Linked DNA regions of Homo sapiens: all the other regions are linked to region 4. Evidence: chromatin loops called from intact Hi-C (ENCODE). Cell type or tissue: IMR-90. All regions are shown on one strand. Region 1 has its middle 440 kb from the start of MIR5702. Region 2 has its middle 470 kb from the start of MIR5702. Region 3 overlaps NYAP2 (neuronal tyrosine-phosphorylated phosphoinositide-3-kinase adaptor 2). Region 4 has its middle 180 kb from the start of MIR5702. Region 5 overlaps IRS1 (insulin receptor substrate 1). Region 6 has its middle 8.0 kb from the start of MIR5702. Region 7 has its middle 230 kb from the start of MIR5702.

Region 1 (4,000 bases), 270 kb before region 4:
CATAGGAGGTCATGTATTACTAGTTATTAAGGCTAATACAAAAGTAAAAGGTTGTTTCACATTTCTGTGTATTTGTGTATATTGTATATGTGTACATACGTGTTTATATATGTGTATATTATATATATATATAATAATGTGTTATATGATTCAGTGACATAAAGACACTTTATGTAATCTTAAAATATCCTGCTAATAATATGCTAATGGTGTGGGTAAAGAATAAATAACAACTCCTCCTTATCTTAGAAATATATTTTTAATAGGCATATTGACTGTTCATATTCAGATTCTACTGCAGAAAAGCCCTGCCTACAAAAGATGAAATGAAGAGAGTTTAAATGAGAGACAAGATTTTAAATAAGGAAATTTACAATTGTATCTATCTGAAATTGCATTTTGTCACTGTGGATTCTTGGGACCTAATAGTTTTTTATTGAGTAGTAGGTGTTCTCATTTCTAATCATGTCTTTTAGCTGCATTTTGAAGGTTGAGGTGAGGTTAAAATGTGGGCTGGCAACTATAAACAAGTTGGGTGACAATAAGTGCAGGCTTCTGCCAAAGCTGCTTTCAGCAAAATTGTAAAGCAAGTAAGTTTGTCTCTACTCAGTGTCTGTCTCCTTCTGTGTCCTTGAACCTCTTCTGTGGCACCATCACCTGCACCTGCACTTCAAGTGGTTAAGTTCTCTCCCTGAACCTTTTACTGTCTTATCAAAACCACCCAGATTCTTCATTCAGAAGATGAGGATGCAGTCCAATTTAATGAGGCTACCTCCTAGGCAAGCAACACCTGAAGTTGCTATTAATCATGGTCACACTCTGCAGTAACAATGGTGCTATCTCTGCAAAGTAAATACACTCATTGTTGTGTTTTTTGTTTTTGCAAAACAAGAAAAAGGATGCTCTTGCATTTTAACAGGACTTGAAACCATACATTAAAAAAGGGTAACTTAAGTGAAGAAAACAGAGGGTCAACCCGACATGTAGACATGTTTCTGAAGAGGCAGGAGTAGAGAGAGTTTGGGAGAGGGGCAGGAATCAGAACCTTCTAGAATCTTTCAAAACCCATCACATGTTAATGACTTTACCTGCCTATTTTCAAGAGTTTAGATCTATATTGTCTGTTTTCTTTAGTTTTCTCAAGTGTGATAAAGATATAGGTGTCTCAAGAACAAAATGATAACTATAGCTCCAGCTAAACCTCAAAAAATCGATAGGAATTTTTTTTCTATCTCCTGGGTAGAATTGGTTAACATTTCTGAGTATCCCAGAAACAAATCTTCTACTCATGATTAGGATGAGAAAGCTAATATATATTTGTTGCTTTATTTAATACAGAAAATGGCCAAATATTTCATATCAGTTCTTTGTATTTTCTTGAAGAGACAATTACATTTTTCTAACATTTTGACAATTTTGCCACTCTTGAGAAGATTGAAAAACATAACAAAAAACAATGTATTGAAATTATATAATCAAAATGTTTCAGCCCCAAAAGGTACAATATTTCATCTATCTTTTCTCCCCAATAAAGTGGGGGCAAATATTCTTCCCACTAGTAGAGTAGCAGAAATTATTAACAAGTACAGAATGTGGAACGTGGAAAGGATTTCTTGTAAAGAAACAGTAGATTCAAGCTAGCATCGGGGGTAAGAAGAGGGAGGACATTATAAGAGGCTTAATTTTAACAGGCTTAGATGGGAACTGTGAGAATAGTTTTCAAAGGCTAGTTAGGACTAGTTTTGGGGAAAGTTGATTACCAGTCCAGCTGAAAGATTGTGAGAAAGAAATTCATAATAAAACTGAAAATAAAAAATATCACAAGCTATAAAAAATCAAATTAAGAATTCCAAATATTTTCAAACGTAAGTATTACCCAAATAACATATTATTCATAAATTGATACTTGGGGTTATACCACGAACAAATTTGATGTTTCATCTGAAACCACAGCATATTTCTGTAGCATTCATCTTAATTCCCAGTCTCTCTTACAGCCCCATTTTCTATTTTCATCTTTATTTGATCAATCTGGCATTTGTCTGGCCTGTCATTTTAAATGGATAAATACTACAGACATCTGTGATTGGCTTAAGAATAGTGAGAAAGAAGGACTCAATTCATTTCGGGATCTCTGGCTAAAATGTCATTTTTGTGGCATTAGTCAGTCAAGAGCTTTTAAGGAAAAGAATCTATTCTCAACGCAATACTAACTGATTAATCTCCATCACTGGAATTTTTCAGGAATGAGATGCAGAAAAGACAGCCACATTACCTAGTGTTCCCTCGAGATCTTAAAGAAAAAGCAATTTCACTTTGGGATAAGAGAAACAGAGAATAAATTTGCCTACATTCCTATTACTAAATGTTAATTATTAAAGTTTGGAGGCTATGGTTGCTATCACAATAGAGAATTTGGAGGGAGAAAATGTGAGAAGGAACAGAAGCTCTCCTCAATAAATAGGCAGGGGATGTTTATGAAAGATATTCTAGCCTAAGACAAATATGGTTTTCTCAAAAAAGCTAAATCTGTGCTCAAACCATGAGAAAGTTGAAAGTGTCCCAAATGGTGATAGTGGGAAAAAAGTGGGGGATGGTGGGAAAAAAGTGAGTTGAGCAGAATGGAAGAATAGAGCTGAACTTCTGTGTGTGTGTGTGTGTGTGTGTGTGTGTGTGTGTGTGTCTGTGTGTATGTGTGTGTGTGTGTTTCATTTTATTCTTTCCCATTTTATTTTATTTAGATTCACTTGGGATTTTCCCCTTATAATGCATACTTTAGGGAGTTTTCTTAAATGCTCACTATGGTTAGGATGTGCTGTTCTTCAAGCTTAAAAGTTCTTAGAGCCGAGTGGGAGGCCATGATGCAGAATAGAGTAACTATCAAAGGGCATGTCCCATTGAGATGGCATTTATAATTTTCACCAAGAGACAGGCTCCACTCTCCTCTCCATTTTCTCCTTCATGTTCTGAATTCAAACAAGAATTATAGTAAGAATATTTATCTTTCTTTAATGCAAATGTCAGTTGACAATGTGAAAGAAAGTAATTTCTATATAATGACATCCAGCTTAGTTAATCTAGTAAGCTAAGGAACCAGACAGACCCGGAAAATCCAAACTCTACTCTTTACCAGCTGTGTGACTTTGGACAAATTACTCAACATCTCTGTGCCACAGCAGCTCATTTGTAAAGTGAAAATAATGATACTTGTCTCATATGGCTGTGGTGAGTATTAAATAACTAGCAGACCTGTGCTTGGCACAGAAGTTGGCACATCCTAAGTGATCAATAAATGTAAGCTATCAGTATTATTATTTTGGAATTTATATGTGATTTTGATTATTAGAGTCAGTAGTGCTAGAACAAGCCAGTAATGCTTACCTTTTTAAGGAACTTAGAATATTTCAGCAATAGGAATTTCTTAATCCTAAGTGATTTTCATTTAATTGTGAAATATGAACTTGTTTTTTTCCAGTGGAATGCAATTAAAATTCACATTATAAACATATTTTTTTTTGTTCAGGGCTTAATAAAAATCTTCCTAGTGTTATAAATCTCACCTTGGAATTTCGAGTTCCAATTTGCACAAACCAATCAAAAAGCAATTATCATAAACAGCCAATCAACAGTACGAACTAAAATAAATCACCTATCACCCAGTTATGAGTGGGTGATAGATAATTTTCTCTAAAAAAGTCTTGCATTTATTTTTATCATTCTGTTATAAGATAAAGCAGTTACAACAAAATGTAGAGTGTAGATAGAATATTTTCCTAATATTCACTAAAATAAAATAACAAAGAAGCATTTTGATATTTCGTATGTGCTTCATTTGCAGTAAAAGCTCAGTTATTTTTAATATACCATCTCTGGCTTGCTAGAATGTTTCCAAAATTGTTATCTCCAGAATTTTCAATAAGAGCTTTGACACAACTGAGATGTATATCTGAATTTTTTTTTCTTGTCTGGAACATAAGAGAAACACACTGTTTATTCAAAG
Region 2 (4,000 bases), 290 kb before region 4:
TTATTAACCACGAATAGAAGAAAAGAAATGCACAAGGAATAAAATTAATGTCTTTAAAAGATATGGATACATGTTAACATCAAAGAATTTTGAGCTCAGGATATGTATTTTACAATTTTAGCTAAATCTTGAATTATATGAATCTTTAAAATGTCAAGATGTGGCAAATAGGCTTCGCAATCATGGTTTGTCATCTCGTCAATGCTCTTGACTTTTGAGTTTTCATGTAGAGAAGACATTCCTTTTGCTATCATCCTTCTGATAAAATTAGCTATGTGTGTTGTGTAGCAGTATTTCCATCCACACACAAGGGTGTGACTTGGCATTCTTTGTTACAACTGCTACTCAACCACTTATTTAAAATAAAAGTCTAAAACTGAAATCCTCTAATGAGTTGGAAAAGTTTTGCTTTAAAAATTATCCTTTTAGAGTGATTTCCAGTGCCATTTAGGGGATATAAGGAAGGAAATTCCAAGGTGTCTGTATTTTATCTGCAAATAAAACGATCATGTGACCACATGCCTGTTTGATCTGTGCCTGGTAGCTTAGCATGGCTACAGCAAAAGACGCACTTGCTATAATCATTTCAACCCCCACCCAACCCAAATCATCAACATTTCTCATCAAAGGAGAACATTTACATGCTCTGAAACATTGAATGAAAATAAGTGAAAACCTCTTCAGATATTTGTTTTAAAAATTCTCTGAGAGTACATAGAGTTTGGATCATGAAAGCAGAACTCAATTCATACTTCTGATCCTTCCCGGTTTCACATTTTTAAAAAATGTTATTTCACCACCTCCATGATCAGAAGGCGATGAGCTTGCTTTGTTTCCCAACTGACCTATTCATATCAAGTTAGTTACACTCACTTAAGTCTCCCCACCACCTTTGGCCAATCCCACAGAGCCCTCCTATGGAGCTGGAAACTCATATAGAGACTTTTGTTTTTTATAGAGAATTCAATAGCTCAATGCCACAAGACACCCTTTCTTATTAAAACGAGAAAGAAATGCATGGAAGTTGTTAAAAACAAATCATTTTCCATTAGTAAAAGTTACATGATTGGAAAGAGAAGAGCACATTGCTGTAATTACCAGTACATTAAGCAGGGGATGAACAGCTGCGTGAACTTGGAGTCAGTAGAATAACAGCCACCGAGCCAGCTTCCCCATATGGTCCAAGCAAGGAGGTGGGGCTTCTAGCTGCCTGGGGGTTGGGGAGAGGTGAGGAGGGGGCAAACGAATCCCATTCAAGTAGGAAATGTAAGCCAAGAAATGTCTGGCTTCCCAATCCAAACCCAGATTTCTCTGTGCTGCACTGGAAAAATCCCCCTGGCCTCCATAACAAAAACCTCTAAAATCAATGTTGTCTTTTCCTAAAGAGAGCAAAATGTGAGCGTTTTCAGACTTTTGGCTACATTGCTACTAATAGAAAAGACGACCTCAGAAGGACTTAGTCACTTCCTCAGCTTTTTGGGGTGTGGCTATGACTTGGAATTATTGGTATCACTTAGTAAACACTGTTTGATCTAGCATTTGCCTTCTCTCCCAATTAAAAATAGAGTCTGGCCAACAATGACAGGTCCCCACCACCAGGTATTGGCCTCAGTCTGTTTCAGTGAAAAGCATTACAGCCTTCTAATTGGCATTCTCTTCAGAATTTGGCAAATTTGGTCAAAGCAGACCAGCACTATAGTAACCTTTCATTATCAATGCAAATCCTAACAGAAAAGCATTCCATTCTTCTTACATTGTACGTCATAAATGAAACACAATAAATTTTATTGTGAAACCTCCTAGGAAGACATTCCTGAATAGACAAAGCAGAAAATGCTTGCATTATACTAAACAGAGCTAAAATTTGATAGTTGCTGGAAGGGTTGGCTATAAGGAATCTAGCTGTTTACAGGGGAAATACCAAATAGGCTACATCATTTGCAAGGAGATGTTTTTGTAAGTACCATGTCCAAAACCATTTGGGTTTCAACTATATGAAGGTTATTATTGCAGAGAATGGTGACCAGCTGTTCTTCATTGCCTCCGAAAACAGAATGAGAGAAAAAATGGCATTAAAGTGGAATTGGAAGAATTGAAGCTTCCTAAAAATTTGAGTTTGTTAACAGGAGAAGGATCCACACTAGGGAGTTATAAAATGAATGCCTTTCATTTTCTGTTGCTTTTAGAAATAAAAAGTGGCACTTTTAAGACAATTCAGGTAAAATTTTGTCCATCAATAAAATACTGAATTTGATAATCTTACAAATTTCTATTAAAAATAATTTCAAAAATATTTAAGAAATATGACTATTGGAAATTAGGCTATGTCTGGAGAATAATTCATCCAGTCATGCTATGGTGTCAGGGAATATTGTAAAATGAGAGAGTATTATTAAAAGAATCCTGTCGGAAATGTGTGCATTTCATGCCATAGATTTATGCAGGCATATTCTAGGAAGAAGGATAATGACTTCCCTGTAAATTAATATTGTCTTCAGAAATATCTAAATTTACAAATAAAAGATAAACAGCCTGGGCACGGTGGCTCACGCCTGTAATCCCAACACTTTGGGAGGCGGAGGAGGGCGGATCACCTGAGGTCAGGATCACCTGAGCTCAAGACCAGCCTGGCCAACATGGTGAAACCCTGTCTCTGCTAAAAATACAAAAATTAGCTGGGTGTGGTGATGCATGCCTGTATTCCCAGCTACTTGGGAGTCTGAGGTAGGACAATCACTTGAACCCAGGAGGCAGAGGTTGCAGTGAGCCGGGATTGTGCCACTGCACTCCAGCCTAGGTGACAGAGAGAGAATTCATCTCAAAAAAAGAAAAAAGAAAAAAAAAAAAAAGAAAAACAATAGTATTCTACTCAATAGAATAGACACACTGCTATCTCTTAGAAAATTATTAGATTGATGAATACATAGATGTAAAAACATCATTTGGTGGGTATCAGGATTTCCACTGATAGTTGATTTGTGGACTCTCAAGAAATTTATACCTGTATTCAAACACATACTGTGATATTAACTTGCAGGACTTTCTTAATAAACCAACTGTGGGAAGGACACACATTCCTAGACTTTCATTCACAGGGCAAATCCATCATTGCCAGACTTCTGCTTTCCATAGAACACTCACTTTTCTGTTTTCTATTCAACTTGAATGAAAATTTCTACTAGATCTCATTCCAAATCCTCCCATGGGACAGAGCTACCTTTCAGCAATCAGTGCTTTACCAAGGGCCGCACTCAAATTTGAACATCTCAGTAGACATGGAATCAGAAGCGAGGGATTACTGAATTTCACTCTGAAAGCTTTTCTTCTCAGATACTGTAATAAAAAAGCACCACCTTCATCTCAGATGATTTGCAGCTTTTCTGACAGCTAACGTTTATCTCTGTGACTCTTGCATTCTAGGGAAAAAATACAATTTGTAGATAACTTTAAATATTTACCTTTTTTTTTCCAAGCAGGAAGCAAAGGGTAAAACAACCACACACACACACACACACACACACACACACACTCACACGCACACAAAGTTTCACTACATAGATACATCTTGATTTAAAATTCCTGGGCACTTAGGCTGCATGTCATGGCCCTCTGCGTGAGTTAAGTGGAGTCAGAGATTTCTGCCAAGTTATAGAGCTGGTTACTTACTTCAGGAAATATTCAGTTATTTCATTTGAAGTATGAAATTGCAGGAGCATCCAAAAGTTTACCAGGGTCTAAAACTACAAGTGAGCTTGTTATTTGTCTCTACTCTTTATCCTTCTATGGAGTAGTTCCAAGGGATCCTTTGAACCAGCTGCCCAGTTTTCATCCCTGTAAATAAATTTTTCTTCACACAGTACAGGGTCAACTTCTGAAGAAGAGACCGTTTATCATGGTAGTTAAAAGCACAGACTCAACCCAGACTGAATGGGCTCTAATTTCAGTTTTGCCTCTTAACAGCTGTGTGCCCTTTGGGTAAGATACTTAACCTCTCTGAGCC
Region 3 (4,000 bases), 810 kb before region 4:
AGACGTAATAGAGGATGATTAAGGACAAGTATGAATACCAAAAACTACATAATGAATGTCTGACTCATATTTTATTTACAGTGAGGTTTCAGGCAGGAACATGAAGTTGGCTGTTCTTTTACAATGTATGTTATCTACCTGAGGCATAAAGCATGTGGTACATGAACATACAGAGCAGATGTTAATTATTACTATTTTTCATGACTCTATCTCTTTCTTTTTACAAAAGAGATCAAAAGTCATTATGGCACGTGAATTTGGCTTTTATTACCCTGTATTGTTTTAAAATGAAAGGCCTTAACGTAGGTTTCTGCACATCACGTCTCTACCTACTACAAATAAGACACCATTGTTTAATTCATCCCTTAAAAGCTCATTCGTATGGACAAAAATGGGCAAAGCTAATCTCTATATATTTCAACTGATTATGTGTTACAAAAATAAACCCTAACTAGAGATAAAACTGGCAGCTTACATTTTCAACAACTTATTTTTCTTGATTACAATTTAAAAAATCATTTAGTGAGAAAAAAAAGGAAGAAAGAAACACAGTATTGTAATGTCAACCCTATGAAAACAAATATCCAGAATGTTCTGGGAAGAGCTCAGTTTGTTCTATAATTTGAAAACCACTGGGAACTGCTAAAGTGAATAACAAAAAAATCAAAATTTTATTAATATTTAAAATGCTGAAATGGAGAAAATTCAAAGTAGCATTCAGTTCAGTAGTAGAAAATGTGTAATTGTGTTAGACTTTAAAAAGAGAAAAATAACAATTTTTATTTCCGTTCTGTCCAGCAGTCAGATGATGTGCAAAGGGCAAGAAGGTTAAATAAATAGATACGATCATTCCAAAGACTCAAGTTGTTTGAAAGCAGTGTGAGCACACCTCCTCCAAGGAGAGTCGGGTTGTTATGAAGTACACCCAGGTTGCAGCGATTCACCTTACATGAGGGGAAGATGAAGAGCTCTTCAAATGAAGAAATGTGCTTTGCACATTCTGGCCCACTAAAACACTTTCTGCTCCAAACAGAAGTGGTATTTGCAGGCCCTACTTTGGAAGGTTTTATAGATAGGTCATGATTACTTCCTCTGACCAAATCCATTTTGTACAATCTTGCTATGGTTCTGTATCCTTGGCCTTCACAGTTGGTGTACATAGATGCCAAGGAATAAAAAGGATAACAGCCATCTGGTTCTCATCTCAACCAAAGAGGCAGGTTTAACTAGAGGAAATGGGTGCATGCTCGTGTGTCAAGTTATTTTTATTAGACCTGAAAGCAGAACCCTGGAATGTTGTACGGGGAGAGGTCATGCAATCTTTCCTTTGGAGACCTTTAAAACCACAGTAAATTTCCATATTGGTGAGATGATAGTAGTGTGGTTCTGCCTAAGAGAAAGGAAAGGATTACTAAATGAGTCTTTAGGCCATTTCAATGTAATTCTGCAGGAAATTCTAAAAAAGACCCTTACAAATTAATGGTCTTGGTTATGATTTTTATAGCCTTATGTCACCACAAAGGGGTGCTATTGCATTAGTTTATGTCCTTCCTGGGAAAACGTCTTCAGTATTTTCCAAAAAAAAAAAAAAAAAAAAAAAAAATTCCTACATAGGCTTTCAGCAATCATTTTGGCAGCATCAAGCAGTAATTCATTGTTTATCATGTGTTTTGGAATGACAGGGATCTGTATTAAAATCAATATTGCTAAGATTTCTTTGGATTGTTTACAGGCATACCTTGGAGGTATCATGGGTTCAATTCCAGACCATGGCAATATAGTGAATATTGCAATAAAGCAAGTCTCAATAATTTTTTGGTTTTCCAGTACATAGAAAAATTATTTTTACATTATAATCCAGTCTATTAAGTGTAAACATTGTGTCTAAACAATGTACATACCTTAATTAAAAAAATACTTCATTGCTAAAAATGCTAACGATCATCTGAGCCTGCATCAAGTCCTATGTTTTTGCCAGTAGAAGGTCTTTCCTCAGTGTTGATGGCTGCTGACTGATCAGGGTAGTGGTTGCTGAAGGTTGGGGTGGCTGTGGCAATTTCTTAAAATAGGACAACAGCAAAGTTTGCCACATCAATTTAACTCTTCCTTTTACAAAAGATTCCTCTGTAGAATGCAATGCTGTTTTTTTTTCTTTTTCCCTCCTTTACCTATGCCAAACCATATGATGCTGTTTGAGAACATTTTCCCCACAGTAGAATTAAAGTCATTTCTCTCAAACCCTGACACTGCTTTATCAACTAAGCTTATGTGATATTCTAAATCCTTTCTTGTCATTTCCACAATGTTCATAGCACCTTTACCAGGGGTGCATTTCATCTCAAGAAACCACTTTCTTTGTTCATCCCTAAAGAGCAACTCATCATGTGTTCAAGTTTTATCATGAGATTGCTGCAATTCAGTTACTTCTTCAAGCTCCCTTTCTAATTCTAGTTTTCTTGTTATAATTTCCACTTTACCACATCTGCAGTCCACTGAGGCCTTCAGTGCCTCAAAGTCATCCAAAAGGTTGAGATCAACTTCTTCCAAATTCCTGTTCATGTTGATATTTCAAACTCTTCCCATGAATGACAAGTGTTCTTAATGATATCTAGAGTGGTGAATCCTTTCCAGAAGTTTTTAAGTTACTTTTTTTTACCAAATTTATCAAATGAATCACTATCTGTGGCAGCTATAGCCTTATGAAATAGATTTCTTAAATAATAAGATTTCAAAGTCAAAATTACTCCTTGATTCATGGATTTAGAATGAATGTTATCTTAGCAGGCATAAAAACATTAATCTCCTTGTACATCTCCATGAGAGCTATTGAGTGACCAGGTGCATTGTCAATGAACAGTAATATTTTGAAAGGAATTCTTTTTTTTTCTGTGCAGTAGGTCTCAACATGGGCTTTAAATATTTAATAAATAATGCTGTAAACAGATGTACTGGCATCCACACTTTTTTTTTTCATTTCTAGAGCACAGGCAGAGTAGGTTTAGCATAATTCTTGAGGGCCTTAATATTTTGAAATAGTAAATGAGCATTGGCTTCAACTTAAAGTCACTGGCTGCATTAACTCCTAACAAGAGAGTCAACGTGTCCTTTGAAACCAGGTATTGACTTCTCTCTAGCTAGGAAAGCTCTAGATGGCATCTTCTTCCAACAGAAGGCTGTTTCTTCTACATCAAAAGTCTTTTTAGTATAGCCACCTTCATCAGTTATTTTAGCTAGATGTTCTGGATAACTTACTGCTTCACCTTACACTTTTATGTTATGAAAATGGCTACTTTCTTTAAACCTAATCAACCAATTTCTGCTGGCTGCAAACTTTTCTTCCATAGGTCAGTCACCTACTTCAGCCTTCGTATAACTGAAGAGCTAAAGCATTGCTCTGAATTAATTTTTGGCTTAAGAGAATGTGTGGCTGGTTTAATCTTCTACCCACACCACTAAAACTTTCTCCATATCAGCAAGAAGGCTGTTTCACTTTTTAATCATTCAAATATTAAGTGCAGTAACACTTGTAATTTCCTTTAAGAACTTTTCCTTTGCATTCACAACTTGGGTAACTATTGGCAACAAGAAACGTGGCATTTGGCCTATATTGACTTTTGACTTGCCTTCTTCACTAAGCTTAATCATATCTACCTTTTGATTCAAAGCGAGTAATGTGCAGCTTTTCCTTTCACTTGAGCACTTAGAGGCCACTGTAGGGTTATTAATTGGCCTAATTTCAACATTGTCATGTCTCAGGGAAGAGGGAGGCCTGAGGAGAGGAAGAGATGGGGGATATTTGGTTGGTGGAGCAGTGAGAACACGTAAAGCACTAATTGATTAAGTTTGCCATCTTATATGGGCATGGTTCGTGGTGCCCCCAAGCAATTACAATAGTGACATCAAAGGCAATCACAGATCACCATAAACAGATATAATGTTTTAGTCTGTTCTCACACTGTTAATAAAAACATACCTGAGACTGGGGAAAAAAAAAAAAGAG
Region 4 (4,000 bases):
CTCATATTATGAAAAATCATTATGAAACAGCTCTTAAAGACATAAGGAAGAGGAACATGGATAAAAAAACAGGTAGTAGAAGTTGGTGGGAGAAAAGGGATAACAGATCACCCTTAAACAAGCCAGAAACTTAATTATCACCTTTAGTTAAATCCAAACACCCAGTCTCCTGTTTCAAGGAGACCAACTCACAGAATATTTTTCATGACTAACCTTATGTTTGCAACTGAAGATTAAAAACTAAATATTATTTGACAAGTTTTTATATGACGACATAAAGAGTGGCTAGTGCCCGCTGTTGACTCAGACATTTCTGCCAACCTCTTTTGCCTGCCAAAATATAGCTTCAATAAGCACACATAAATTTTATTTTTAATAAATAACCACAAAATAGTTTCATAAACATACTAAACTGTGGATAATTGTAGCTCACAATGAGTATGTGTTACAGTTTCGGTAAATAGAAGTTACACAGTCTGAAGCTGGCACACGCTAACCCCATCGTATGGATTGATGTCAAACCAGCTCACGCTGGAACACCCTGGTGATTTTCTTGGTAAGCGGCCTATGTGCTAACTACTTGGGCTCCTGCCTTCTTCCAGCAGTCCTCCTGTTAGTCTACGCAGACATTAGGTTTCAGAGTCCTGAGAATTTAAAAGGATAGCTGAGGTCTCTGCTTGGTGTCCCAAAGGGTCTTTGCGGTAAGAAAAGTTCCTTATGCCCTGACCAACATGTAGACACCTATAATACTTTAAAATGAATAAATAAAGGGCATTTGGGGAAATAAATACTGATGTGATGAGAAGGAACCAGTGAGAATAAACTGTTCTTTCTAACTAACTTTTCTTGGAATTTACATGTTCCTTTTACTCAAAAGATCCTTTTGGAAGAGTGTATTGCCTTTTCCTCTGTTGGCAGACATTTCTTTCTCTTTTTTTATTTTTTTATTCCTTGAAAAAAGCAGCTTATTGAAAGCTTAATGAGTTTTTCTTTTCTGTGTTAGAAATCAGGTTTATTTTTAAGCTTCTTTGACCACACATGTGCTTTGATGAACTTCCCTCCCATTCGTGGAAAAGAGCTCTAGGTTCCTAACACTTCCAGCTCCAATTCTCCACATTCTCCTTCACTTCACATCGACCCCTGGGAAACTTAGAGTGAGAAAAAGTCAAAGGGGGAATTTTTTTTTTTTTTTTGTAATGTACTGAGCTTCCTTTTGAAGACGAGGAAAGAGAGTTTTATCTTCAGTAAAAACAGGCCCTTTTGTGGAAAGGAGACGTGATGACTGATCAAACAGCATTCAGCATTCCAGGGATGCCAAGATATCGCTGGGTTAAATGGTGGAGATGACCCAAAGACCCTGCGCTGTTTGAAAATAAATAAAATTACTCCGGCAACATATTCCGCATTCCTGTTTGTACTCGGCAATCTACATGCTTTAGATTCTGCCTGTGGTTACCTTCACTCAGGTCTTAGCTCACAGTTGAATTTATTCAGTCAGAATTTACTGCAAACTTCCTTATGGGATGCATGAAACTGGGCCCTAGGATGGATGGGGCAGTGTGCATGGTAAGGAGGCAGGATAGAGCAAGAGGGTGGCCCTGACACCAGGAAGTGCTCAGCCTGAGGCCTTGGAATATTGCAGAGCCATGGATTAAGGGCCTCATGGGCACAGGGAGAGAGTGACTCACTCTGCTGGAGGTTGACCTCCATCAGGAGGAATGCCTCGTGGTGTTTTGTGACCTATGAAACATTGGCAGCCTGCAGTGCTGCCGCACAATTCTGTTATGTTTTTCAGCACTGCCAAGGGTAGATTTCTCATCTTAACCTCAGTCCTCCTCCAGTCTGCATCCTTTATAATCCTACACAACCCCCAGCAATGGTTCTCTAAGCACACCCTCCCTGACTCCAGTTAACCATTTTTTCTATCCTCACCCCAAATTAAATTCAACTCTCTTTGTGTATTTCTTGTTAAACAGCTATGTGTAGAAAGCTATGCAGGACACAGAGGTGCAAGATCTTGTGCATCAAAAAGCTTATCACCCAGTAGGAGAGTTAAACACGTAAAAATTTAAGTGGAAAAAAAATGTAATAGAACTGCAAGTGCTGTGAGCACTTAGACAAGGTAGTGACACACTTTGGTTCAGCGAGATTGTGAAGTTTTCACAAAGGTTCTGGCACATAAACTGAACCAAGATGCATGGACACGTTTCCTAGAGCTCCAAGGAACAGCATGAGCAAAAGACTAAAGTTATGTGGGTAGGCAGCCAAGGGTGTTTGAATTTGAGTGTGGCCAGGGCATAGGATAGTCAGAGAAACAGAAAAAGAGCTGAAAGGGTTGGTTCGGGCCAGATCAAATCCAAATCAAGGTAAGTAAAAGTTACTCTGTGAGTAATGGGGAAGAGTTGAAGTTTTCCTAGGAAAAAAATAACTTCCATTGCCCTGTGGTTAAGAATGCTAACCCTGGTCCTGGCTAACACGGTGAAACCCCGTCTCTACTAAAATTACAAAAAATTAGCCAGGCGTGGTGGCGGGTGCCTGTAGTCCCAGCTACCCGGGAGGCTGAGGCAGGAGGATGGCGTGAACCCGCGAGGCGGAGCTTGCAGTGAGCCGAGATCGTGCCTCTGCACTCCAGCCTGGGCAACAGAGCCAGACTCCGTCTCAAAAAAAAAAAAAAAAAAAAAAAAAAAAAAAAAAAAAAAAAAAAAAAAAGAATGCTAACGCTGGAAGCAGTGAGAAGGATTGATTAGACAGGATCAAGGCAGGAGCTGGAATGGACCCATGTAAAGGACCCAATAAGAGTGAGCATAGAAGACTTTTAGATAAGAAGCCCTGTAGAGGCTGAAATAAACGTTTTCCTAACATGGACAAGCAAGGCTCCACCGTCCTTCCACTTTTCCTTTTTTAGCAATCAAGCAAGCAACCAAAGACATCAGATGTTAATAAAATGAAATGGCTATAGACAGCACTGTACAGAACCAATAGAACCTTCCACAGTAATGGATACTAGGCACTTGATGTGGAATCACTCTGACTAAAGAACTGAATTTTTCATTTTGTTTAATTTTAATTACTTTTAGTTGGCATAGCCCTATGTGGCTAATCCTACTTTATGGGACCGTGTAGCTCTAAAGAATAAAATTATATTGACTGAACCAGAGATTCAAAGCATTTTGGAAAAATTTACATTATTCTTCTACCGGCCATCAGACTTCAGTGGTGTTGCTGGATTTAGAAGATGGTGTCTACCTATCAAAAGCCCCATGTTTACATATAAGAAGATGCAGTGCCTGTATTTAGCTCAGGCATGAAAAAACTTCAAAACATTTTCACTTTCAAAAGGGATCCCTTTGAGTTGTCCAGAAGGGCCATCTTATCTCCCTTCTACTCAGGATAGCCTATCAGTGGGCAGTAAGATCATGGAGGTCAGGAAGAGGGTGACTAGTTCTCTCTGACTTCAGAGAGGAGGACCTGTCCTCGACTATCTATTTTCCAATGAAAGTTTCCCAATAAGTCATTGCCCCATTATAACCTAAGCACAGCAGAATGGCCATGGTATGTCATTAAGTGTTTTTGTAAGTTGATTTGTGGTGTTAACTTTCTGGATCATAGAAATGGTTTTCCTCAGTATTTTTTCTTCTGTAGGTTTGGAGTCAAGAATTATAATCAGTTGCTAAGACTTTGAATTCTCCAGGTAGTTATTTCAAGAACATCCTTTTGCATGTTTCTTGGAAACTGATTCCTTGTTGTGTGAATTCAAATACATTATATGTGGTGGCTACTGGCCAGCTCTCAGGGCACCTGAACTTTTTGGCACTTCACTCCTTATATTCCATTATGGAATATGGTAAAATCTCTTATGCACTAAGTAAAACCAGGATTAGATAACTTTTTACTTGCTTATCTCTCCAACAAAATATATAAGAGGAGCACTGGAAGAAATTTAGCAATTAGAGACTATTAAAATAACATTTAATTTACACATTGATTATTTCTAGTAGAA
Region 5 (4,000 bases), 310 kb after region 4:
ACCCCTGAAAAAGAGGTGATTTCCAACAGGATGCATGTGTTAATTTCCACAGTGTGCACTGGTTAAAGCTTACTCTATAGTGTGGGGAGGGGTGGGATGTTTCTGAGAGCTGACCTTAGGATGTAGGAACTAGCAGGTGCCTTGCATTCCCACACACATTTTATTTTTAAAAAGGCGGAAGGAAGAGGAGCATAATTCAGTCTAGAGATGGTTCCAAAAACTTAGGCTGGTCGATCAGGAGGGTTTGTCTTAGGGTTTGTTAAAACTCGAAAATGCCCCCTTGAAGCAAGAAAAGTTAATGTCAGGCCTGAATCAAACAATGTTTTCCTTCCAGGCCCCAGTCTGTCCATAAAGAATGTCTGATCCAAAGGCTAGAAATGGACAGAACAGGCTATTCTCATGCTTTATCATGACCCTGTCAACAGCTTCTTCGGAAAGAATCCTCATTGCAACTGACCCATTAAAGAGTATCAGTCATTTTCTCCACAACATTCCTATGTTTAGAGCTGCAAAGGAGGTTAGAATAATTTAGAACAAAATCCTCAAGTTACTGATGAAGAAATAGGTCCAGAGAAATTAAGTGACTTGCCCAAGGTCACTCTGCTAGTGAAGGGCACAGGCTGTGTTGGAGCCCAAGATCTCTGGCTCCCAAGAACTGCTTTTTCCATTGCATCATTTAAGATAGCACAAAGCTATTTTCCTGGAATTGTGATTTAAAAAAAAAAAAAAGGTGGCATGCCCTTTGGATCCCAAGTCTCTTCCTGTAGGGCAATGCTGGAGATAGTATTTATTGAGGGGGAACTCAGAGAAATGACTACAATATATGCAACATTTTATGGATTTATTTTTACTATAAAAAGATACCTAAACAATTGCAAACATTAAGCAAATTATTAGCTGCTCAAACTTTTCTGGAACAACAGAGAAACTCTCTCCCACTGCTCAGTAGCAGTTTTGGGTCATAACATTTGCACCTGCTTGGTACGTTTCCACCTGTGATGTTTCACTTGGCCCCTCAGAAAAAGCGCTGCCCTGGGATCTTATGATTCAGTGATGCAAGAGGGATGTTGGCTGGTGAGAAATGCTTATTTGAGAGGGAAGGAGGAGGAGGAGAAAATACTCCCATAGCACTTTTCTTTCTTATTTTCCTTATTTTAGAAAGGCCAAATCTGAACACATTTTCCATCCCATGTAGTAATATATCTCACATAATTTTGGTTACTGGAGGGTACACAACACAAATCTAGCAAGCTTTCAAAATCGATGTGCCCAGCCTAAATTGACGGGCTGTCACTGGGACTGTCAATGATGGAAAAATGAATCTGTGTCTGAGAACGCCACAGCATTTCCTCCAAGCCTTTAAGGAACACACTACCCAAACCCTTGTCACACCGGGTTCTCAGGATCTGCAAGCTGCAGTCCCGTCTTTCATTTCGCTGTGAGCTCCCTCACAGCCCAGGAGGATGCGTTTTCCCAGCTCTTACCTAGCTCTGGTGCTTTGCAGTAAAGTGTATGGAGCCTAGGGCACTTTCAAGCCAAAGGAATTCCCCCTCCCCCCATGACCCAAAACGATGGCATCCGCAGCACTCGCAGGTCTCTCTCCCTCCCTTGGTTGAGGGGGGCGGGCAGGAATCGCGGGCCAACCCCACCTGGCCCGCAGGCCCGCAGCCACGTGCGGGACTCCCTCCTGCTCGCGGATCTCGAGACCGGAAGACGAAGGAACGTGGCCTCGTAGTAAACCGTAGTAAAGAGAGAAGGGAAACAAAATGGGGCTCGTCACATGGTTACGGCCTGGATTTTTCTCAATTAAAAATAAGAGCAAGTGTGTGTTTCCGGCCCCCGTCCGTGGGCTGGTTGGACTTTTTCATTCTTAGGATTCTGATCCAAATGCAAGAATACAGCTGAGGGCACAACGTCCTCAGTCGGCGGGCGCGGTGCAGAGGGGGCCTGCGGCTCGGCCTGCGGGCACCCGCGGGAAAGAGGTGCCAGGCAGGGTGGCAGAAAGCGGCCCAGGGACGCCCGCCCGCCACCACCGCCAGGGGACCCGCGGAGAGCCCCGCCCCGCGCCCGCCGCGGCTCAGCCGTTTCACATGCTGATTGGCTGTGGTGGGGGCCAATCAGCGCCCAACCGCCCCGCCCGCCCGGGACCCAGAGCCGCGCGGCTGTGCCCGAGGGCGGGGCCTCGCCCGCCAGCGCCGACCACGCGGCCCGGGAAGGGGCCCCACCGCCCTGGATGACCCGAGACGGGCGGGGGCGGGAGACCCGAGGGCGGTCTGGCTGCAGATTCCCCCACCCCGGGCGAAAGGGGGCTCGGAAGAGGGAGGAGAAGGAATGCAGGAAGCGGAGGTGACCCGGAAAAGGGAAAGTGCCAGGGCCGAGAGGGTTTGCGCCAGCCAAAAAGGCCACAGGGCTGGGGAAAGGGGAGGGAGGGGAGGCAACCTTGGAGGTACGGAATCCTTGACATCACAAAAAAGGAAACTGAATGAAAAAGAAATGGAAAGAGTCTTTTTCTGTTTTTTTTCTTTTTCTTTTTTCTTTTAAAGGGGGAGGGCATAACAAAGAATGACAAAAACAAAAAAACTGAACCCAAAAGGCATGGCTGGGGTCTGTGTCTTTGTCAGCTGCAGTTTCAAAACTAAAAGATAAATTTGATGCCAGGTAAAGGTGGCAGGGCTGCTATGACCGAGTCTGAGAGGCTCTTTTTGCCCTGCTTCTTGGGCTCTCAATTTACTCTCTGCAGAGAGTGGGCCACAAGTACTGCGAAATTCTGAAAAGGAGCAAAAGAAAAAAAGGATAATGTCAGGAACATGAAATAAGAGGTGGAAACAAAGGGATGGCAGGGGATAGTACTAGAAAACGAGCAAGCCAGAACTAAGAGGCTATGCAAGAGAAAGGGCAGGCAGAAAAGGTCACTGGACTACAGGTAAAGCAGACAGGCTTCCAACAAGTAGAGCTCCTGAGCTCAGTGCTTCACAAGTGTTCTCCTCTTAACAGACAATGAAAAATTTTAAACAAGCCGAGATGTTTCAACAGAGCCCACGCCTCATCATACCTCTATTCCTTTCACCGAGTCTCAGGTTTTACCTGAGAAATGAGGAAAAGAAGCAAAGACAGCAATTGCTGAGGAAGTGAGGAAAATAATGTTTGCACACACATTCGGAGCAGAAGCTGTTTGCCACTCACAGGTCTGACTTCTGTCTGTTTCAGATAGCTATAGAATAACATCTTTGGACTCAACAGGGCACAGGCAAGCAAGCAGAATTGAGGATGTAAATGTGCCAGGTAGCATTTGGTGCCTCACTTTAAACACCAACACAAACATCTCAAATACGCATTGTAGAATTTTCCTGGCACTGTGCAAAGCATGGTCGATTGTTACTCCAGAATTATTAGAAATAGGATTATATGATTATTCCAGAATATTTTATTTTCCCAAAGAAGGTTAAGGATAGAATTTTGTAGAGTTTTTGTTTTTTTAATGCATCCAACACATAGGAGAATTTTATTTTAAAGCCCTTTTTAAAAATGAAAATTCTAGTTGGTCATCAATTCTCTTCAGAGCAAACATCATTTATTCTACTCTATAAAAAGAAACCTAAACAAATTAAGATGACAAGTAAGAAAAACTTATTCTCTTTATCTCCTTTAAAACCAAAATTTTAGTTCTGCTGGGCTGGTTTTCTTCAAATTCTCATTATTTTACCAATGAGGCACTTTATAATACAAATGCTTAAAGTGTTGAGGGATTCTGACTCCCAAAAACATCATTTGATATAACAAGATTTGTACTACTGATGTTGATATACACAATTAAATCTTTCTTCTAGTGAATGATGAAAATAAATGTTGAAGTAAATACTGATCAAATAAATGCTTTTTGTAACATATCACCCAAAATCTTCATTTGAGTGTTCATATACCTTTTTCTTGTTCTATAAAATAGAGAATTATATGGATCAAATATTGGAAACAGAATTAAGAAGACTATGAACACATGATA
Region 6 (4,000 bases), 170 kb after region 4:
CTTTTGTGTCTAGCTCAGGGATTGTAAACACACCTATCAGCACCCTGTCAAAACGGACCAATCAGCTCTCTGTAAAACAGACCAATTGGCTCTCTGTAAAATGGACCAATCAGCAGGATGTGGGTGGGGCCAGATAAGAGAATAAAAGCAGGCTGCCCCTGCCAGCAGTGGCAACCTGCTTGGGTCCCCTTCTACACTGTGAAGGCTTTGTTTTTTCACTCTTTGCAATAAATCTTGTTGCTGCTCACTCTTTGGGTCCACACTGCCTTTAGGAGCTGTAACACTCATCATGAAGGTTTACAGCTTCACTTCTGAAGCCAGCAAGACCATGAACCCACCAGAAGGAAAAAACTCCGAACACACCCAAACAGCAGAAGGAACACATCCAAACATCAGAAGGAACAAACTCCGGACACGCCCGCCGCCTTTAAGAACTGTAATACCTCGAGGGTCCACGGCCTCATTCTTGAAATCAGTGAGACCAAGAACCCACCAATTCCGGACACGTGATGATTACCGATGCTGAGCAATTTTTCATGTTTTTTGACCACTTGTATGTCCTTTTTGAGAAGTGTCTGTTCATGTCTTTTGCCCATTTTTAATGAGGTTGTTTTTTACCTGTTGATTTGCTCAAGTTCCCTATAGATTCTGCATATTTCGCCTTTGTCAGATGCATAGTTTGTGAATATCTTCCTCCATTTGGTAGGTTGTCTGTTTACTCTGCTGATACTCTGTTTTGCCACTTCATCTCCCATCCCCATTTTCTGGCCACAAACTGCAGCATAACTTTGGCCCCTTGAGCTAAAAAATAACAGCCTTTCCAGGGCAGCAGCAGCTGAAGAACCAGTAAAGGACCAGGCCAAGGTGTCCAGAGGGGAAGACAGATTCAGACTTGTCACTGAGCACAGGAAAGACATCAAATGCAAGAGCATGGAAGGGTAAAACCACCACCATTAGCCCTTACTGTGCCTGTGATTACATCCAGAGGCTGGGGAGCCCCCAGCACTCTGACTCTATTCCCTTTGCTGTTAACTTTCTGGTTTCCTCCTTCCCTTTTTCTCCAGGCTGCACTTTCCCCTCCCTCACAGTATCTCTGGAACAATCAGATTCAAGAAGGAGGTAACTGACAGGCAGGGCCTTTTCTATTTTATTCAGGCAACTCAGTGGGTGGTGGTGTCAAGGCCCCCCATGGGGTTACTGTACATGAAACAAGTCCATAAAACAAACGGTCAAACTCGGGTCGGGGCTGTTGCTAGTAAAGGGAGTTCCCGTTGTCTTAAATCACCCTGGATTGTTTACTGCAAAAGGCAGTGGTTAATCTGAAACACAGACAGAAATAACTGCAGCCTTGTGCCTCTGCATGTCTTGGCTGAGCCCAACTTTTGCATTCTAAGCACTGGAAGTACCAAGTGGCCAGGATGGCTGGAAGCCAAAAAGTAATGTTTCCTTTTGCTGTTGTTGAGAAAGGCATTCAGGAAAACAATTGAGCACAATAAGGGCCTTCCTGTTCCGGCAAGCAGGCAGCCGTGTGAACCACCCAGTAAACGTGGAGTGAGTCATCCTGGTGCACTGTAAGCTTCCTTCGCCTTTGTCAATAAGTTCGCTCAGAGGCAGCTGTGGGGAGCATGCAGAACACAGCCCCAGCAGGCTGCAATACTGCGGATTGCTCCCCTAGATTAGCATTTCCGAAATCTATTTCTCCCATCTCTCCAGGCACCACAGATTTCCCCCCAACAAAGTCAGCGTTTACACAGGGAAATGTCACAAACACATTTGTTTGGGAAAGGCATGGGCCATGCATCTCCCTCCAGCTGGGAAGTCGGTTCTGCAAGGGAAGTCTCACTGAGGCTTGCTCTTAAAACATTCAAAATGCCTAAATTTCATGGGATTTTCATTATGTGGTGTACACAAACTATGTTGACTAACATGCACTTGATTAATTGTAGCTGCCCATAAGGGGCAAATCACAATGATTGAGTTCAAATGAAACCAGCTATGTACAAAATTGATTAGAATGAGACAGGAAAGAGATAACACCTTAAAATGTGTTTTGACCTTTAATATTTCAGGCAGTGAGACTGAAATACTACGTTGTACTGAGATGTCCTGGGTCACTGAGAAGGACCTGGAGAGATGTAGGATGGTCAATGATTCCTTGATAGTGGTAAAGATGGAGCATGCTCTCTCTCTTTTCCTTTCCCTTTCTCTCAGTCTCTCTCCCTTTCTTTTTGCCTCTCTCCCCTACTTCTAGGGTATTCCATTTTGCCATGAATGGGTCTAAACTCTAAAAGATCTTTCAGAGCATGATCCAGTAGAGATGGCAGACTTGACATCATTCTTCATAACCATTCTTCATAACCTGTTCCAGGACCCCACCTACAATGGTGCTTAAACCAGAGTTAGAATGACTGACATTAAGTTTTAAGCATCCATTTTGCCTGCTCAAAAAGAGTTGCCACTAGCCATTCATGTTTTATTACAGCGAGACAATCTATTTAGGTAAGAGACAGTATGCTGGTATAGTATTTTGGGACAACTGTGAGTTTTGAGTCAAATGACACTGTTTGGGCCTGAACTGTTCTGTTTTCTAGATTTACCACCTGGAGAAGTCATCTGACTTCACTGTGCCTCAGTTTCCTCATCTTAGAATGGGGATAATAATAATGCCTGCCTCACAGAATTGCTATGAGGATTAAATGAGATGACCTAGCTAATTTTACTTAGTCTTACCCAGTGCCCAATAAATGTAATTAGTAGTACTACTACCACTACTACCATCACTACTACTACAAACACTAATAAACTAAATAGCCATTGAACTCATTATTTTAATTGAAGGTCTAATAAACCAGGCTTGGCTGAGCTAAAAGCATATTGTCACCCCTTAAAAACGTATAGCCTCTCTCTTCTGCCAAACTGAAACTAGGCTTCTTAGAGGAAGATGTTTTTGATAAAGGATGAAGGTGATTTGTCAGTTGAAGAGTAGTATCATTTTGCAATCATAGTAGAAAATATTTCAAAAACATGCAAGGTTATAGGAGAGTAAAGCTACCAGATTTCTCCAAAAAATTGTTGATCGTTGCAATTGATACATAGTTACTAAAAATTCACATTTAAAACACATTTAAGTTTCAACTAAACAAATCAGGTGAAGCAAACGAAAACATTAATTTGTATTACACTAAAATATCTGCCAGATTTGTGCACTAACTGGATTAGGCTTATAATTAGAGGAAATTCCAGGCTATGTATTCCTTCACTCAGTATGAAGCTATCTAAAAAACAAATACACTTGAAAATCCATTTTTACAAGTCAGGTGGCAGCCGCTTGCACATCTCAATCAGTCAATAAGAAAACATTTTAAACTGAGCTACTCTGAAGAAGCTCAGACATTCTTTAAGTTAAGACACATCTCATTTCCCAGCCACAATCTGCATCCCTAAGACAGATGCAGTTTTGATCCCAGCAGTTCCATGAAAGAAACACTTCCACAAAGTCAAGAAAACCCAAAGTTCAGCAAGATTTTGGCAGTGTGGCCAGAAATTTAAAAATAATTCTGGTTAATATACCCAAAGTTTTTACCAGTGGTCTTGGTGAGCATGGTCCATTTTCAGCTCAGTCAGATCTTTGGGAAACTGAACCACAGAAATAACATTGATCCTGAGTAACTCAGACACATCCCGTGGTTTTGTGCTTCAAAGGTAGCCACAAATTCTTAAGATATGATTCATAGTCATCAAAATCTATGAATCTCCTGTGAAATTGTTCTTTCACTTCCACTAAACAGCTCTGTAATTCTTCAAATCTGTGACGCCATTGAGGTCAAGGAAGTTCAACAGTAAATTATGAATGCAGTAGGAAATGAGAGTAGTTATTAACTGCTCGACCAGTTGGCCAGTTAGAACCTGCGTTTCCTTGAACAAGGAAAAGAGAGAAGTCAGGGTTCATGGAAGAGCTACTGAAACAGATATTCAAAGCCCACGGACTTATGTCATCCAG
Region 7 (4,000 bases), 51 kb before region 4:
AAAAGAACTAAAAAACTATTGCCTTAAAAAAGCTGTGGAATTTCAGAGTCATCACTAGATAGCTCAGTTGGGGCCTTGATAATTAATGATTCTATAGAAGTGATTCTTAGAGTATGGATTATAGTCCATGTGGGGCCTCCTGATAATGTGCATTCTTTGGTTCTTCCTACTATCATTTTTCAATGCATTCAAAGGTTACACATTGGCCACCTTCTAAATGAATGATTGTTACTTAATGTTATTTAATGTTGTATGCAATCTCAGAGATTGCTAAGAACTCTGATTCAGGGTCCTACATTACCATGTAATGCTGGTGAGGTTGCACAATTCTAATTGAGCACAACTTGTGGAATTCCTGTTGTTTTCAGGAAGCACACGTGATTATCAGTGTGGTCTTAACTTGGTCGTGGTTTCCAAATGTCTTCTACTTAGGAATTACTTTTGGCTTAACTTCTTCATTTACATTGGACTTTGTTGTGGATTGTTTGGTTAACCCAAGTGTGTAGTGATATATGTTTCCATCAATGGCATTTGAAGACCGTAATTTTGCAATCACTAGCCTTTAAGGCATGTATACATTGTGATTCGAATAGGAGTCATCTCTACCACTTTGCTAAGGCAAACCACAAAAATCTGCTTATACAGTGACACGTTCCCTCTTATTATTCTATTCTTTTCCCTCTGTAGAGCAGGAATGCATAGGATAAGTGGTCTGTGAAGTCTTCTGCCTTCTCAGTCTGCACTATGGTCACAAAAAATAATTCAAGAAATACTTTTCTAGAGCCATGATATTCAACCTTGATCAGGTAATATTAAATGTTAACACATTTAATGCATTTGTTGATATCACATGACCAAACTTTTCTCATATCCAGAAATATTTCGTCTCAAAAAACATTGATTTTTTGACACATGTAATTTTAACCAAGAGCATGTCACTTATTTTTTTAACTTTTAAGCTGAGCATGATTGACTCTTTCCAATTCTTTTTCCATGAATATTTGTCTCCTTTTCTTTTACTTTTGATTATGCTTACTGGCACTCAGTTGCTAGCAATCGAGCAGTGGCAAAAGCCAGACCTTTAAAAAAATCTGTAGGAAAAAATATCTTTAGACAGACAAATGGTTTTCCATTTAATTTAATTTTCCTGCAAACTGGGAAAATATTTCCAGTATTCCATTTTACTGTCATGTCACTTTGGTTCTTTAGGTGCTTAAACCACATATTATGAACTATTAGAGAATTATGAAATTGATGTAGTGAGTCTTGGCTGGTATTCTTTTCTTAAAGATAGAATAGAGAATACATCACATATATTTTGCCTCCTGAAAAGTTTGTTTCAGTTGTGTGTGTGTGTGTGTGTGTGTCTCCTAGGACACAATGTAAAATGTGTTTCTTGCCATGTAGGAGGGTGTTGGTTAAAAGTTTGAAAAACATTGCTGTAGAGAAAAGTTCCTCAATCATTAATATGTATAAAATTACAGGGGAACCTTGTTAAAATGCAGTTTCAGACTTCTACTTATCTATCAATCCATGGGATAGGGTCTTATATTCTTCATTTCAATAAAACTCCTAAGTGATTCTGATGCTGCTATTCCAAAGGATCACACTTTGAGTAGTGAGGGCCAAGAGGAAGAGCTATAGCCACAAGCAGAGGATGACTAACCCTCTGGAGGAATGGCAAATGAAACTCTAGACCCTGAATATCCTGCTCAGGATACCACAGCCGCAAGAGGCATCTTCAGCTACAGCGTCTGACTAAGGCAGTTCTTTCCAGCAGGCTTACCTTCCCTTCTCTATGGTAATCTCAGCACTTCGGGGGGCCAAGGCAGGCTGATCGCTTGAGTCCAGGAGTTTGGGACCAGACTAGGCAACATGGTGAAGCCTAGTCTCTACAAAAAATACAAAAAAAAAAAATTAGCTGGGCATGGTGGCACACATTTGTAGTCCCAGCTACTTGGGAGGCTGAGGTGGGAAGATTGCTTGAGCCTCGCCTGGGAGGTCGAGGCTGCAGGGAGCCGTGATTGCACCACTGCACTCCCTCCTAGGTGACAGAGCCAGAAAAAACTTTCCTAACTACTCCTTTCCTATGTGAGTCAGTCTGGGCTGCTATGACAAAGTAGCATAGTCTGAGTGGCTTACAAACAACAGAAATGTATTTCTCATAGTTCTGGAGGCTAGAAGTCCAAGATCAGGATGCTAGCTTGGTGGTTCCAGTGAGAGCCCTCTTTGAAGTTGCAAATGGTCAGCTTGTCATTGTACTCTCACTTGGAGGAGAGTAGGCAAGAGAGTCTCTTTTATAAGGGTGCTAATCCCATTTATGAGGGCTCCACCCTCCATTAAATTACCTTCTAAAGGCCTTATCTCTAAATATTATCACATTGGGGGGTTTGGATTTAACATATAAATTTGGTGGGGGACACAAACATTCAGGCCATAATACTTGCCCTACATATGAACAAACACACACACACACACACACACACACGCCTGGTTCGATTAGAGCAATGGTTTCCAATCCTGGCTACATAACAGCAACATCATCACGCATGGCTTTTTAAAAATACTAATTAAAAATATTGATGCCTGAACCCCACTCTTCCCTTAGAGAGTTCATTGGACCAAAAGGGATCTGGAGCATGTGTGTATGTGTGCGTCTGCATGCATATCTCTGTGTGTGTGTGTGTGTGTGTGTGTGTGTGTGTGTGTGTGTGTTTCCCCAGGGATGGCTCTGTTCCTTGGTAAAACAGAATTTCAAGTTCCCATATTAATTATTAACCATCTCCATGGAGTTTGCCTCATGCCCTGGAACTTTAAATATACCTAACACTCTGGGATTTTCAGTGTTAGTCAATTATATTTCTATTTTATTTCTTTCATCTTAGGTTGTATTTGTCCTTCAAATAATTTTCCAACTAAACAACAATGCCCTTGTCAGTGAATGATTGATTTGCCTCTGAACAAAACTGCTATATGTCTCCTTTAACGGCTGCCCTACAAATGTCTGGCCCTTGGATATGATATTTTTAGTGTTTCTAAAGCAAACCTCAAGCATTTGGCTATACCTGAGTCAAGTACAAAGATAGTCTGGAAGTGGTATAATTATTATAGACATTGTTAAGTAATAGCTGAAGAACAATTACAAATGCAATGTGGTATGTCAGACACTCTAAGCATATTTTCTCCGTTGCTAATATAGTCCACCCAAGAAACTGCATTTCTATACCCTGTTTATCTGTTATTATTAGAAAATCATGTGCTTTATATCACATTACTTTCCAGGTAACTGAGGCTTCCCCTCTTATATGTATTTCATTAAATAGATGTGCAATGCTTTTTTAAAAAACGTGTATATTTCAATTTTAATCATTTTAGATTAAATATGTCTAAGCCATATTACCTACATCTTTGTTTTATTAAACATGGAATTTTAAACTTAATTTACCCTTTTCTAGATTGTGTTAGCATTATGACTATTAATTTTTATAATAAAAATCCAGAGACTAGTTTTGTTCTGTTTTTGCTGTTGGCTACCTTTTGGCTAATGGCTTACCTATTTTCTTCACATGTCCCTCCCCTTATTCACTTCTTTTTTCAAGCATTTTAATCAAGAGCAAAATGACCAATCATTAGAATAGATGAGAAAGGAATGCAACCCAGCAACAGGCTGTGAATCAGAAAGCCTGGGCTCTAGTCCTCAACCTTCATTGAAACTCTATTGACATGATTTGCCTCTCCTGGGTATTCCCATAATATCGCTATGCTTTATCACGTGCTGTATGTAATTGTCTGTCTCTCTTCACCAGACTGGGTGCAGCTGGAGGGAAGGGACTTACCCTCATTGTCCCATAGGTAAGCACAGGTCCTGGTAGGTAATATGGGATGAGGTGTTAGGAGGGGGCTTAATGACAGTCAACAGCTTCAATTATTCCAGAAGTCACTAAGTTCAAATGACAACCATGGAGCTCCCTTACAGTATGTTGCAAGAATTTGAAGCAAT

The links. A loop is a pair of places that touch in the nucleus more often than their neighbours do. Peaks named below come from ENCODE experiments on the same cell type or tissue, not always from the same donor. Only the 100,000 strongest peaks of a DNase experiment are listed, where the experiment ranks them.
Region 1: a loop joins it to region 4, with 3 times the contacts of the local background. A loop is called at or near these places in 3 of 110 quality-filtered maps.
Region 2: it touches region 4 in a loop (8-fold over the local background); 2 of 110 quality-filtered maps call a loop at or near these places.
Region 3: it touches region 4 in a loop (5-fold over the local background); 3 of 110 quality-filtered maps call a loop at or near these places.
Region 5: a loop joins it to region 4, with 9 times the contacts of the local background. A loop is called at or near these places in 20 of 110 quality-filtered maps.
Region 6: it touches region 4 in a loop (2.6-fold over the local background); 7 of 110 quality-filtered maps call a loop at or near these places.
Region 7: it touches region 4 in a loop (4-fold over the local background); 6 of 110 quality-filtered maps call a loop at or near these places.

The regions. Positions count from the first base shown.
Region 1 is chr2:226,211,803-226,215,802 of GRCh38, forward strand. No RefSeq gene overlaps it. Among named protein-coding and RNA genes, the nearest start is that of MIR5702, 440 kb to the right of the region's middle. In IMR-90, no CTCF peak of the experiment used is centred here; a DNase peak (open chromatin) is centred at 2,169; H3K27ac peaks cover 679 bases.
Region 2 is chr2:226,184,222-226,188,221 of GRCh38, forward strand. No RefSeq gene overlaps it. Among named protein-coding and RNA genes, the nearest start is that of MIR5702, 470 kb to the right of the region's middle. In IMR-90, no CTCF peak of the experiment used is centred here; DNase peaks (open chromatin) are centred at 1,160, 1,480, 1,870 and 3,600; H3K4me3 peaks cover 874 bases; H3K27ac peaks cover 3,280 bases.
Region 3 is chr2:225,669,029-225,673,028 of GRCh38, forward strand. All of the region lies in intron 7 of NYAP2 (neuronal tyrosine-phosphorylated phosphoinositide-3-kinase adaptor 2), which reads left to right. Among named protein-coding and RNA genes, the nearest start is that of NYAP2, 270 kb to the left of the region's middle. In IMR-90, a CTCF peak has its summit at 1,534; a DNase peak (open chromatin) is centred at 1,523.
Region 4 is chr2:226,476,859-226,480,858 of GRCh38, forward strand. No RefSeq gene overlaps it. Among named protein-coding and RNA genes, the nearest start is that of MIR5702, 180 kb to the right of the region's middle. RefSeq lists an enhancer at 1,067-1,617 and a silencer at 1,255-1,549. In IMR-90, no CTCF peak of the experiment used is centred here; a DNase peak (open chromatin) is centred at 1,703; H3K27ac peaks cover 3,260 bases.
Region 5 is chr2:226,789,619-226,793,618 of GRCh38, forward strand. The region is part of intron 1 of IRS1 (insulin receptor substrate 1); the gene reads right to left. Among named protein-coding and RNA genes, the nearest start is that of IRS1, 8.2 kb to the right of the region's middle. RefSeq lists a silencer at 1,781-2,470. In IMR-90, a CTCF peak has its summit at 2,043; DNase peaks (open chromatin) are centred at 1,783 and 2,223; H3K4me3 peaks cover 2,793 bases; H3K27ac peaks cover 3,524 bases.
Region 6 is chr2:226,648,818-226,652,817 of GRCh38, forward strand. No RefSeq gene overlaps it. Among named protein-coding and RNA genes, the nearest start is that of MIR5702, 8.0 kb to the right of the region's middle. RefSeq lists enhancers at 380-1,295, 1,296-2,209, 1,297-1,426, 1,316-1,610 and a silencer at 1,567-1,656. In IMR-90, no CTCF peak of the experiment used is centred here; DNase peaks (open chromatin) are centred at 1,544 and 3,834; H3K27ac peaks cover 1,572 bases.
Region 7 is chr2:226,426,035-226,430,034 of GRCh38, forward strand. No RefSeq gene overlaps it. Among named protein-coding and RNA genes, the nearest start is that of MIR5702, 230 kb to the right of the region's middle. In IMR-90, a CTCF peak has its summit at 1,747; DNase peaks (open chromatin) are centred at 407, 1,697 and 2,097; H3K4me3 peaks cover 179 bases; H3K27ac peaks cover 2,560 bases.